Linked DNA regions of Mus musculus: region 2 is linked to region 1. The links are chromatin loops, found by intact Hi-C in ENCODE. Cell type or tissue: gastrocnemius. All regions are shown on one strand. Links, peaks and the distances in the headings refer to the core of each region. The heading gives the core; the rest is flanking DNA.

Region 1 (6,551 bases), core at 1,259-5,258:
ACTTTATCACATGGTCTGACTTCCAGTGCCTCGGGGCTCCCGGACCCAGGACTGTTCTCACTGCCTATTGCTACCCTTTTCTACAGTCACTAACACATCAGCCACTCAGAGCTGAAAGATAACCACCTTTTGGCTGTGCAACTGGACTTTGTGTTTAGAAACATTAAATGTATCAAAAGTCGATATATGTCTTCCTGCACTGTCGGGACATGTCATTTTGTGGTACTTTTTTGTACATTTTTTAAAAAGATGATATAAAAGGTTCTGTTATGACTAAAAAGAGCACTAGCTCATAGCACTGGCCTGGATCCCAGAGTCCTCGTCAACTTTGACTTAATGCTTTGGGAGCACTCACATGATGAGATGGGCCAACACCCACTGCCCAGGTTGGCAGCTTGGTCTGACTCCCTTACCGATTGCCTTGCCCTCAGAAAGATAAATACTGAATATCTCCTTTCATTCATATAAATCAGAATTAAAATTATATGTGTGTAGACATATGTGTGTAGTCGTGAAACTAGAAAAGGGATCATGAAGGGGAGAAAGAGATCTTAAAGAAGAAGGCCAATGGAATTCCTATTAAAGCAGAGGAGGGGACTTTGTGGGAAGCTGTCACCTGGAGAGGGCAGTGATGGAGGGCTGAGTTATAACTAAGCATAATCACTAACACGAATGACACTGCCATAGTGAAGCTTGTCACTTCATATGTTACCTTAAAACAAGTGACTTACCCTGAATTTTCAGTTTAAGGAAAAGACACACATTCTTTTCATTTGCCATCTGTCTTTTATTGTTTCTGTGATCAATGCAAGCTCTTGGCTTCAGTGTTGACATTCCCTCCTTCCTGTTCCAGGAACCAGACATCCCAGCCTCCAACTCAAAAGACACCTGACACAGTTTTTTTTGTTGTTGCTGTTTTTGTTTTTTTTTTGTTTGTTTGTTTTTGTTTTTAATAGGCATGCAAAGATTAAAGTAGTGAAATAAAAAATAAATGGCTCTACTTTGGGCAAAGAAAACCATCTTTATGAAGAAGAAATTTAAATGCTGGATCAAACATTTTAAAACACCTGGCTTCATGGGTGTGTTTTATAGGTGACTAAAACCAGGCAAACTTGGTAGTAGGCAAATTTTTAACGAGTGATGGATTATCGCTGGTATTATTTGAAGTAAAACACATTATGAATTCAGTTTTTGAGATCTACAATGATGTTAACGTGTGTTTTCACTTAAGTGTGGTAAGGTCCGCATACTCCTCCATACCCGGATACATAGCATGGGCCCATCACTTCTGTAGTATTTGTAACTCAGCCTGAAAGTAGGAGTGCTGAGATTCTGAGTCTAATATGCTCAGTGAGCCACTGTTCTCTATCGCTATTTTTCCATCTATTTCTTCCTCACTGAATTCATACTAGAAATACTAATTATTATTATTTTTTTTTAGAACAGGTGGTTATTAAGAATGTTAGGTGTGAAATTCATGCTTCTGGGTGAGATCATGTCAAAAGGCACTGCGGTTGCATGTGACTGCTTCTCCTCTTCCTCTAGGTGTTGTCGGACAGCTTGGAGTAGGGAGCACCAGGAGGAGACAAGCAGGCTCTTCAGGGGCAGAGTTTCTTGCCCGAAGAGGGCAAGCTCAGAGCCTTACTTGAAGGAGGCCCTCACCACCCTGCCCTTGACAGGCTGAGGAGGGCGCCAATTCCCCACCAGAGGCACCGGGGGCTCATTCTCTGCGCTGGAGAAGAGGCTGCGCAGCTTGGCCATCTGCAAGAGGAAGCAGACTGTTAGAAACCACAGGCTTTCTAACTGGCCAGACAAACCACAGCCAGGCTCCAGGGATAGGTCCTGAGTTTGTAAGCCCCAGCTCATAACATAGACCGTTTCTTACATCCAGAATTCCCTGCTCTCAGAATTACACCTTCCACACCAGGGTTCAGCATGAACTTTATATACATAGAGGGGATGGGGATGTATCATATGCCTGAACGTAAGAAAAACTTCAAAAGGCTCCCACAGTGTAATCAAGTCAAGTGTTTATGGAATTACATTTTAAAGGACTAGAAAGAAATTTAAAACGGGGTATATGTTAAACTGTGTACTATTCTTTTTCTTAAGGGATCAGAAAATGAGGAATTCTCATAAAAAATATCATGTCTTGGTAGTTGAGGTGGTTCAGTGTGTAAAGGTGCTATGGCCAAGTCTGACAACCTGAGTTCTACACCCAGAACCCACAAGGCCACAAGCTGCCTTCTGAACATCAGAGGTAGACTGTCAATGTTAAAATATATTATGCTCCACTACTAAATTTTCTTTTAGCTTTCTTCCCCCTTTAAAATTAAAAATTGTCATTCGACCTTTAAAATCTTTATACCAATTAACAAGATTGTTAAAGGTGAATCTTGATTTTCTTTTTCTTTTTTAATGTTGGTTTATTCTTAGGTCCACCCTGGAAGAAACACACAAGCTGCTTTCTTAAGTCAGGCTGGCAAACTGATTTTACTGTGAGACATCCTATTCCAGGCTGTGAGCCCTGTGGGGTTCACTTTAACCATGTTCTCCATGTCCACACCCATTTAGCTTTCCTGGAAGTCGTGTCTTGTAAGTATTGTCAGCACATTCTTTAGATAAATGGAAGTAAGATAGGGGTGAAGGGACAAGTTAGGAACTCTTGGAAGTAGACAGGCTGGGCCTGGGATGAGAACTTTGTACTTGGTTGCCCTTGTGGAGAAATAAGTTTTGTTTCTGAGCCTCAAGCTCTTTTTTTTTGGAAAAAAATCTAGAGAAACGCAACATCCCGCAAAAGGTGTCTTGCTAAGTCATTTCTGCACCTTTCTCCTCCTCAGGCCTGAATTTGCTACCCCATCTCCTAGCCAGTCTTCACTCATACTAATGAAGGAAGTTCATGGGTTCAGGGTCCCACCGGCTCTTAAGGGATTGCGTTGTCCGACTACCCTTAGGAAGCATCCTTGAACCGAACTGAACAAGCTGAGTGTATTTCTACAGGCCGGACTGTGAGACATCTGAGGACCACGCCACCAGTCTAGCTCTCAACATCTATTTCAGCTTTTGCGGTCTGCAGTCCCCAGTTAACACGCAAGTTGGGCTCACCTGGTCTGAGCTCACAGTCATGGGCTCTTTGAGCAGCAGCCACACAATGCACTCCTCGCAGGGCGGCGTGGTGAAGGAGCCGTGATAGGTCCAATAGTCCCGGCAAGCAGGGAACAGGCATGATGGGTCAAAGTGTGTAAAAGGGGCCTCCTTGCCCTGGAAGACACCAAGCAGGCTCTCTAAGCTGGCACGTGCGCCAAGCGCCCCCTAGAGGCCTCATCTATTCTTTCAGGAGAAGTGATTTCAATAGCGAAAGGGAAAGCAGACATTTGAATAGGTTCGGGCCCTTCACTAGTCAATCACAGATGAAAAGGAATCTGCTTGGTGTTCAAACTTTATCTGTCATAGTCAGGGCAATATGTTATGCCTTGTTTACACGATGGGTGGGACTGAGAGTCTGCCCTTTCTCCCAGAGGAGACTCAGACTGGAGTAGAATTACTTCTTGGAAGTTTGATGTGACGACTTTCACTTTAGTACATGCCATGCTTAGAATACTTACTTCTAGTATTACACCTAAAAGCAGCTCCCTAGAACAACATCAAAGACAACTAAAATGTGTCTATTAGTTACAAGAGTTTACTGTTAATATTTAAAATATATGGGGCTACCAGGAAAGGACAGTACCAGGATCGAGAGAGTGACTGTGCCTGGCCTGAAGAGCCTCGGCAATCCTGTGCCCACCGTGGTAGGAGAGAGGCAAGCAGACCCTGGGACCTCCACTTTCTTCCTAGGGAAAGTACTGATCTGACAGGCTGACTAACAATTGAAATAACAGCTGTGACAGTGCTCTAAGGTCTCAGCACTAACAAATTTACTTTTGTATGTAACGTAGGGTATCAATCAGACAGTGACAATTGATATTGTCTTAGGTTTGTAGAGGGAAAATGGTTCACCCTTACCTTCGTCTTAATTTTGTCCAGGGCATCAAGAAGAATCTGGAACTCGCCTTTCTCCCGTCCTATCTGTAAGAAAATGACATCAAATGAGATATTTTCCCCTCTGCCATAATTGAAGATCTTCTTAAAACTGATTTGACCCATCCACATGTAATCAGTATTTATGTCTTCCATATTCTCAGGTTAAGCCAAATATAAGTTTATTTACCCTGAAAGATTGTAGAGTATATATTTTCTGATCTAAATTTGGATTTCAGCTCTCTGAAGTGCAAAACCACAAAATTACATGTTGTTCCTTGGCCCTCTGCAAAGTCATCCCATTCTTTAAAAGAGTAAAAGCCAGAGCACACTTGGTATCCACAGCCACACCCACACCCACTGTCTTTTTTTCTCACAGTCAGTGAATTCAGAACCTAGAACAAACTAGGTCACTTGGAATGAAAAAAGTCGGATTTTCACTGCAGGCTTAAAATTCAGATTGGGTTACCATGAAGTTCACGTGTTAATGACACTAAATCCACTTTAAACCAAGGTTGGCTGAACAACACACACATTGCTTCTGCCACCCTAGTCTGAGATCCTGTGGGTGGCGGCCTCCCTAAGCCAAGGAGAGGTCTAGCCAGGCGCCTGGCATCACAGACATTCCCAGCACTGGCTTTCTGGTTTCCACTGTGATGGAAATAGAGTATTGGAGAAGGAAAATGAACACCGTCAGCCTTTGCTCTTGCCTTTGGAAGCTTTGCGTCTCCACCCTCACACATGCCTCAAACAAAAGAAAGGATGGAACACGTGGTCTCCTAAACATTAGAAAGGGACTACATCCTGAACAAGAAAAAATGAGTGTCAGTATCTACTTCACCTTCAGGAAAATGCCAACCACAGCGATGCCATCAGGCTGCTTCAGAGCCTCTCCAAAGGTGTTATACTTTGGATTCCAGTGAACCAGGTGAAGCTGCAACCACCAAACACAGGTTGTGAGATAAATCCTTTGATATGGAAATGGGCACTATTATCCACAAGAGACCCAAAGGTGTGCAGTCTCACGGTTGTTACTGAACATCTTCATGGAAGTTGGTGAAATTCTAAATATTAATAAGCAATACTTGGTGACATTTCAATAGTTCAGATAAAAATTGTATGGAAGCTCCTGTCCCTGCTTAGACAGAGCTCCAGTGTCTGGCTTATCTTAATTTAGGATGTGAGCACAGCTTTAACAATCAAGTTGTCCATAGTGAGTTACTTAAAATAGCAAGAAATAGTTCATAGCTGCTAAAATGTTATATTCAAGTTCAAAAAATGTGTGATAATTCCAGACACAAACATCGCACTCAAAGCCTTTTCTACATTTGAAAAAAATTAGCCTGGACTTTCTCTAGTGGTGGAGGAAAACTCTAGCAGAAAGATGTTCCTAATACTCTATTGCTTTCTTCTCTCTAGATTGGCTGTAGAGGAATGGCTATACCCTTCTAAATGTGCATGGCCAGGCCTGGTCAGCACTTGGAGTTTCTTTGAGTTTACTTAGCCACCAGCTAAGTGGCCAGGGATGCCCGAGGGATCAGATACAGTGTGTTGCCACAGCCACATTTCTGTCCCACCCCAATGCTAATCACCATCTGCCTTGGAAAAGACCAAAGCAGAAAAAAAGAAATTTTGTTCACTTCTTGTCAATGCTATATAGACCTGGCTTCCTAATGAAAACAGAGGAGACCTATCTTATTCCATTTGCAAATCATTGCCTTAAATGAGATGCATACGTGTATAAGCATACTTCCTTAAGCAAGCAGAAAGGAGGTTTGTAATTACAGGAAGCTGTTTTTGAAGCACTGCATATACTCATAAGAGTGGTATCTGAAGCTAGTTTGTACAAAGAACCCCAGGCCCAGCCACTGTGCCTCTGTTATGTAACCCTCAAGGGTGTCAGCTGCCAATTTGTAACATTGTACATAAGGTTGTAGCGGGAATCAAAGGAGCTAATGCGTACTGGTGCTTCACATGAATTTGCTTCCTTATTGCCAATTTGTAACATTGTACATAATTTGTAACATTGTAACAATAATTTGTAACAATTTGTAACATTGTACATAAGGTTGTAGCGGGGATCAAAGGAGCTAATGCCTATGGGTGCTTCACATGAATTTGCTTCCTTATTGTTCTGGTTCTATTCAAGTCTATGGTCCATTTCTCAGTGTAACCTGGGGAATACTCCCGGAGGATGCTAACCCACTTGCCCACTTCTCTCTGACCTAGCATATTTGATGGCTTCACTATATGTTAAAGCTAAAACATCTTCAGTGAGAGGCTGAAGCAGAAAGGTTTGTGTTCCTAACTTTCCCATGGTGACTGTTAGAGACCTAGAGTGAATGGGGCAGGTCCTCCTACCTCAGCAGCGTATTTTACTCCGTCCACGGTGTGCTCAGAGCCGTGGTCATCAGAGGAGCCCCAGTGAAGATGGAATTGGCGAAGTCGGTAGGGTCCAGAGAGAGGACCACCCCTCAGCACTGCGAGTAAAACAACAAGGTCAACTGGTGGATTCAGTTTGCCTCTGCAGA
Region 2 (6,551 bases), core at 1,546-5,545, 190 kb after region 1:
AAAACCTCTTGAGGTACTGCTGTGTTTTATAAAAGATAAAGAAAGAAGGGATATGTTTTGTTGGATGTGTAGTCAGCTATGGGGGAAGGAGGGTGCCTCTGAAGGCCCATGCCGATGCATCTCTTCTCCCTGAGGGACCAGCCACACAAAGGTATTGTATAGAACAGTTTATTCAGGGCATGGGGAGGGGAGTTAAGAGGGTAGTAGAGACAGAGAATGTAGAGAAATAGAAGAGTAGAGGCCAGCCATGAGCACGTGTGGTTGGGGGGTATAGGGAGGAGGGGGAGAGAATGAGGGTGGGGGAAGGGCTAGAGAACAGAGCAAGAAAGCAAGAGCCAGGTAACTGTGGGGTGGAGCTTAGACAAAATGCTAGCAGGTATCGTATGCAAACTAAAGAGACAGGATGATACTTAGCCAATGGACCATCTCTTTACTTTTTCTTAACAGTTTCTCCTTTACATTAAATTGTGAAAATGCAGAGAGTGCAGCTCCTGATCAGAGCCCTCCCAATCAGATGCATTCACTGCAAACAACAAGGCAGACAGGCCTTCTCCTGGGGCCCTATCCCTCTCTTAATACTTGCTAAAAGGCAGTTATGCCCCCTCTAACACCTCTAATGTGATTCTCAAAGGCTCCATTCCTCCTGAATGTACACTGCATTTCTGTTGTAGCCACGTGCTCTAGTCACATTCAAATTAGATATGGGATTTAAATAAAACTTGAAATATATGTAAAGTTATATGCAAGTTTATAAAACTATATGTAAACTTAAAATTTGATGAGAAGGGGAAAATGCTTATTTCTATGTCACCTGACATAAATACAGTATGAGCAGTAGGGCGATCCATTTTGACCTGTTTTTATTTCTCCGGTTCCTAGTTCTGCAGATACCCTCCTGCCATCTCCCCTTTCTGCTCTGACTTTTGAGGCAGAGTCCCTTGTTTCCTATCTCCACTAGAAGCAGAGGCTTCTTAAATACAGTATCTCCTTTACTATCAACTTCAATGAGTCAAATCAGTAAACCATGCTGGCCCAACTGCTATCTAAATGTCTTGATTAAAGCCTTGAAGATTTTATAGCACTGATGTACTGTTAATTTGTCTCTCAAGGCATGCTCTCATACTTACAGTCTTAAGAGATTAATATCTGACCCACCTACCTTCTCAGGATGGTACGATCTGTTGACAATGTCAGTAGTGTCACCTAGTGTCAGAATCTAACAGGAATCAGGCCCCAGGTTCTTGCATCTCCTTGATTGGCAGCATGCGCACAGGTCATGTTTATTAGGTCATGTTTATTAGGCATCTCAAGCACTGTGGTAATCATATGAAATATAAAGCAATACAATGTGGCAGGAGTAAGGGAATACCTGGCAGAATCATGCTGAGATGTCCCCCTAAGGAATCATGACATGTGACAGACCTGTCATAAAGAAGAATTATTGTGAGGGAGGGAACAGAGACCTGAAATAGAGGTAGACAGAGAAGGACAGGAAGAGAGAGGAAGAGAGACCAGCCAGGAGCCTGTAGGAACACAGAGTGAGAGTGAAGAAGGAGATGGAGAAGAGGAGGAAGAGAAGAGGAGAGGAGAGGAGGAGTGGGAAAAGGAGGAGTGTGGGGAGGAGGAGAAAGAGGAGAGGCTGGGGTAACAGTCCTCTATGGGCTGCTGCACCTAGCTTACACATGGCTGTGTTTAATGATGTTGGGCAGAGCTAGCAGAATTGTCTATAAGTCAACTGTGATTACTTTAAGAGCAATGCCTTCTGAGCTGAAGGGGTTTGCAACCCCACAGGAAGAACAATATCAACCAACCAGAGCTCCCAGAGCCACCATCCGAAGAGTACTCATGGATGGACCCATGACTCCAGCTGCATATGTATCAGAGGATGGACATCAATTGGAGGAGAGACCCTTGGTCCCGTGAAGGCTCGATACATCTATGTAGGGGAATGTGAGGGCGGAGAAGCGGAAGTGGGGGAGGCATACCCTCATAGAAGCAGAAGGAGGGGGAATGGGATAGGGAGGGTTTTTTTTTTTCCTGTGGGGGGGAATCAGGAAAGGAGATAACATTTGAAATGTACATAATTTAAAAATCCAATTTAAAAAAAAAGAACAATGCCTTCTGCAAGATGATATTCCACTTTTATGACTAGAGAGTGAGAGCCGATGATGGTAAGAAACGTGGTGGCATTCGCCAGCTATTTTACCTTACTCATCACCCTTCTGTCATGGCCACTACTGTTAACCTCAACTTTAAAAGTACTCAGTCAGATGGAGCTCAGTGGTTAAGAGCATTGTCTGCTTTCCCAGAGGTTTTGGTTCCGTCCCCAGCACTCACATGGTGGCTCCTCGCAACCTTCTGTAACTCCTTTTACAACACCCTCTTCTGCTTTCCGAGGGCACCAGGCACACAAGTGGTACACAGACATACATGCAGGCAAAATACCCCTACACATTGTCGTCGTCGACGTCATCGTCGTCGTTGACGTCGTCGTCATCGTCATCATCATAAGTAAATACATTTAAAAAGAGGTTTTCAGATATTCCATCAATAGTGCTCATAGGCTGGCTTGGATATCTCGGTTATGGCTGAGTTAACCGAGGCCCTCAAAACACAAGAAAGACATTTATTTGAAAAAAACGGAGTTCCTGGGCCTCTGAGCTTCAAAATTATAACCAAAGTCCCAGAAATTTTGTATGTCTGTTTTCTTTAATTCCAAAAATGTCTTTTAAGGAGTAGAACTGTGTGGGTGGGTGGGTGGGTGGGTGGGTGGTTATGTGAATGGGACACGAGGGGAACCGTGAAGCTGAACCAGATAGCAGACTACTTGGAGCTCCGACCACAAGGTCTTCCTCTTTAGCAGCAGAAAAGCGGAGCTGGGCTTGGCGATGGGCTGTGGAAAAGAAGCCTGTAATAAATGAGCCTTTGGCATTCACCTGCGTAATTGCTTTCAGGCCCTCGGTTAACCCAGTACTCACGCATAGGGTTCTATTTGCCGAAAACTTGGGAAAGAATTATGTAGAGGGGTGCAGGTGAAGCCCCTCTCCTAGCATTGATAGCAGGACTTAAATCCAGCGGTTTGCACCTGAGACCACTCCCCTTATGAAACTCTCCCCCATCCCCCACTCCCACCCCAGGGGAGGCCGCGCAGGCTGTTTACTGTTAATGAACTTTCCCCCAACCTCTCTCCTCCCTGGCAGCTGCAGAAGCAGGGTCCCGCGGGATCTGTGTGGCACCCAGAGGAGTGTGTGGTACCAGAACAGGTGGCAGGCTGCTGCTCCCTGAGGAGGATGGCCAGGAGATACACATGGAGGCAAGGGGAGGAGGGAGACAGATGAGAGCAAAGAAACTACAAGACACTAAGTGTGCTTGAGTTACTAATAAGCATCAATGAAACAGTCCCTGCGGGTCTTAGCAATAAAGAGGAAATGCTGTCTGGAAGGAGCTGGGAATCTGCGCTGACCAGAGTGAGCAAAGTGGTGGTTTTAAGCTGCCCTCTCTACTTTTCCACATACTTACCTGGTCTGCATCCTCAGAGAGTATCAGTTTTATACGCCAGCAGTGCCACCTCCTGGTTACAAAGAGGATGAAACATGGAGGTTTTTAGAAGAACTTCCCTGGATTTTCTTTTCCCCTGTTAACGTTTCCTTACCCGCTGCTAGGCTAGAATCACTTTTCCTTCGCGTTCTCATTTTCTGCAAGAGTTACTTTCGCGCCCGCTCACACTCTCCTGGGGTCTCTTCTGGAACATGTCTCTCACCACAATGCTGTTTTAACAGGTATGGTGTGAGGAACTAAATGTGTTCCTTATGTTATCAAAATGGCCACAGCAGTTCAAAGTATGAAACAACACTGAAAGAGTTTGTAAACTTATGTATTTTACATGTCCATGTCCACTCATGCAATAACACCCCAAAGCTGTAGTGTCTTTTGAGGGGTGGTTGAAGAAAGCTTTGCACATAATGTATTAGTAAAGCTAGCTTAAACAAACAAACAAATAGTGAGTTGCACACTGTGGCAGTCCCAGCACTCAGCTGGTAGAGGTAAGGAGAATCATTGAAGAGTTCAATGCCAACCTACTCTACACAACAAGCTCCGAACAAACAAGAAGGCACATTTTTCAGTCTATGCATAGTCATCTATAGAAGCATAAAACTAACAGAAATTCAATTACACTGCAATCCATATACTCTTTCTAATGTCCATGAAAAACTACTTGCGAAATAATCATCTGTTGGTATTTACCATGTTCTGTCATGCTAGAACACTATTTAACAAAATAAAACTACTGTCCTTAAGAGAGACAAAGAAAAGAGGGAGGGGGGAGAAGGGGAAGAGAGGCGTGGAGACTGGGAGAGGTGGGAGGAGGGAGGCAGAAATACTTGAATTATGCTGTTAATTTTACTGTACTGTGAAAAAAGTAAGAAACTGGGGTAAGAAAAACAAAAAGAAACAAACAGGAACACATCTTCAGGAGCAGGGTTCCAGAAAGTCAGTTTGAGGAAGCAACATTAAAAAGAATGAGAAAACGACCCAGATGAATTGTGTGGAGAAAAATACTCCAAGGGAATATGAAAAAGAATGTTCTAAAAGCAAGATGTGTTGATGAGTCAGCACAGAGGGTGGGGTTTGGGGAAGGGAGTGGGTAGAACAGCAGTGCTCAAATCATGAGGAATTCCCTAGGACACATCTAGACTTTCTGGGTCAGGGAATCTGAGTGGTGCTCCTCAGTGTGAAGACCTTTGACCTGCTGGGTAACAATCCCACCGGCTGCTATACATTAAGTGTACAGCAGCGATGGGGCAGGACCAGCTGTGCAGATGTTAAGGCAGCTTGCTAAGGACATCTATATAGTTTTGACAGAAAATGGGCAGAAGACTGTGAGACCTGAGTAGCTAATGCCACCCTTGTTGAGGAGAGTTTGCAGGGAGAGCCACCATTTCCAGAGAGGATCTGGGTAGGGGGATGGGCAGTGAGTACCACTGAGAAATCTGTCTAGACACATTATCAAAGATCCCTGGGAGCCATCCACAGGTAAATGGACATGAGCCCAAACTTCAAGAAAAAGAGATTTAAAAATAAATAAAATGGTGTCATCTACTTTTAAAAAAATGGAACATACGCAATTTTAGCATATTGAAATCGCTATCTCCAAGATTTTTTTCCCTTAGGAAGAATTAAATGAAGCATATCCTCTTAATGTTTCAATCTCTCTGAATTTTACCAAGGGAACTTTTCTGGCAGTGTACATGACAAGGAGCAGTTTGTTCAGGTGGGCATGTGGCATACGGTGGGTGAACCAGCCTGACTCCATCTTAATATCAGTAGCCATCTTGTTGTTACAAGGTCAAAATAAGTTCGCTTTTATTTTCCATAAAATTTTAATTTCTATGTCTCAGCATTTGACTAGATCATAACTTGAACCTTTCTGGAATTCAACTTAAATCCACACCTGCCTGAGAATTGACCTACACCCACCCTGAGAAGATAAAGTGTTCTGCCAAATAATTTTGAGATGTTCTGCCAAGATCCTATGTAAGTATAATTCCTCTGAAAAATCTTCCAACCGTTGGAACCCCTAGTTAGCAGGGGTTTTTTTGAGATATATAAACCACTCTTTCTTCCATGTTCGATATTTTTTTCAAACCCCACTTTAGGAAGAGAGTCCTCCTACCTGACAGAAAATAAAGCTTGTTGAATTCGTCTAAAATGTTTGGGTAATGGTCTTCATTACGCGTCATTCAGTAAGATAAACACATGAAGTGGATCTTCACAGTGAAGAAGAGATGTGCTTCCTTTCCCTCACCACTGGTAGGGTAGCTGCACGAAAAAGAAACGCCCACGGCTCACATCTCATATTCTGTGGCTAGTCAGCAAACAGTTCTATCTATACGTTCTGCATAATGACAACGCATTGTCAGGGCCTCTCATTATGAGGAAGGAGCCCACATAGTTTGATTTCTGCCAAGAACATTAAAAGCATCTACCTTGTACCAAATAGAAGGGCAATCTAATGGGGTGGGGGTGGAGAAGAAAGCTGGGCCTCAGGATGCCCGAGTGACAACCTACATAGTCCCAGGCTGTAACTACTCTGGCTGGTGATTTTCTAAGTGGGGGCTTCTCCTCTCTATTCTGCCTGACTGAGAACGGAGTGCACCCACCTGAATCAGACGCATGATTTCCTAGAAGAAAACTTTCATTGAAACAGAAGAGGAAACTGATGAATCTGCCTGCATTGAGACTTTTTATTAACTCTTTATTCCCTCTGTGATGGCTATTCTTAGTTGTCAACTTGATTACATCTAGAATGAACTGGAATCCAGAAATCCAGACAGCACACCAGTGAGGTTGTTTTGTTGTTGTTTTCTTTTGTTTTAGCTTGGTTTGAAGTGGGTGGATTGACATTTAGTCCAGAACTTTGAGGCAGCAGTATATATACCTTTAATCTGGATCTTGAAGCAGGAAGATACACCTGTAGTCTGGGCCACACCTTCTGCTGGAAACCCATATAAGGATGTGGAAGATGGAAACTTTTGCTCTGTGCCAGCTTG

The links. Hi-C counts contacts between places; a loop is a spot of excess contacts. Peaks named below come from ENCODE experiments on the same cell type or tissue, not always from the same donor. Only the 100,000 strongest peaks of a DNase experiment are listed, where the experiment ranks them.
Region 2: a loop joins it to region 1, with 7 times the contacts of the local background. A loop is called at or near these places in 22 of 42 quality-filtered maps.

The regions. Positions count from the first base shown.
Region 1 is chr3:14,866,752-14,873,302 of GRCm38, reverse strand. It overlaps Car3 (carbonic anhydrase 3), which reads right to left. Exons shown (of 7, transcript NM_007606.3): 3 at 6,382-6,500; 4 at 4,862-4,954; 5 at 4,006-4,068; 6 at 3,106-3,261; 7 at 922-1,761. The coding sequence ends at 1,642. Among named protein-coding and RNA genes, the nearest start is that of Gm41999, 6.0 kb to the right of the region's middle. In gastrocnemius, for the core only: CTCF peaks have their summits at 1,679, 3,314 (motif pointing left) and 4,572; DNase peaks (open chromatin) are centred at 1,717 and 3,305; H3K4me3 peaks cover 1,943 bases; H3K27ac peaks cover 2,871 bases.
Region 2 is chr3:14,676,403-14,682,953 of GRCm38, reverse strand. No RefSeq gene overlaps it. Among named protein-coding and RNA genes, the nearest start is that of Car13, 38 kb to the right of the region's middle. In gastrocnemius, for the core only: a CTCF peak has its summit at 3,576 (motif pointing left); DNase peaks (open chromatin) are centred at 3,252 and 3,527.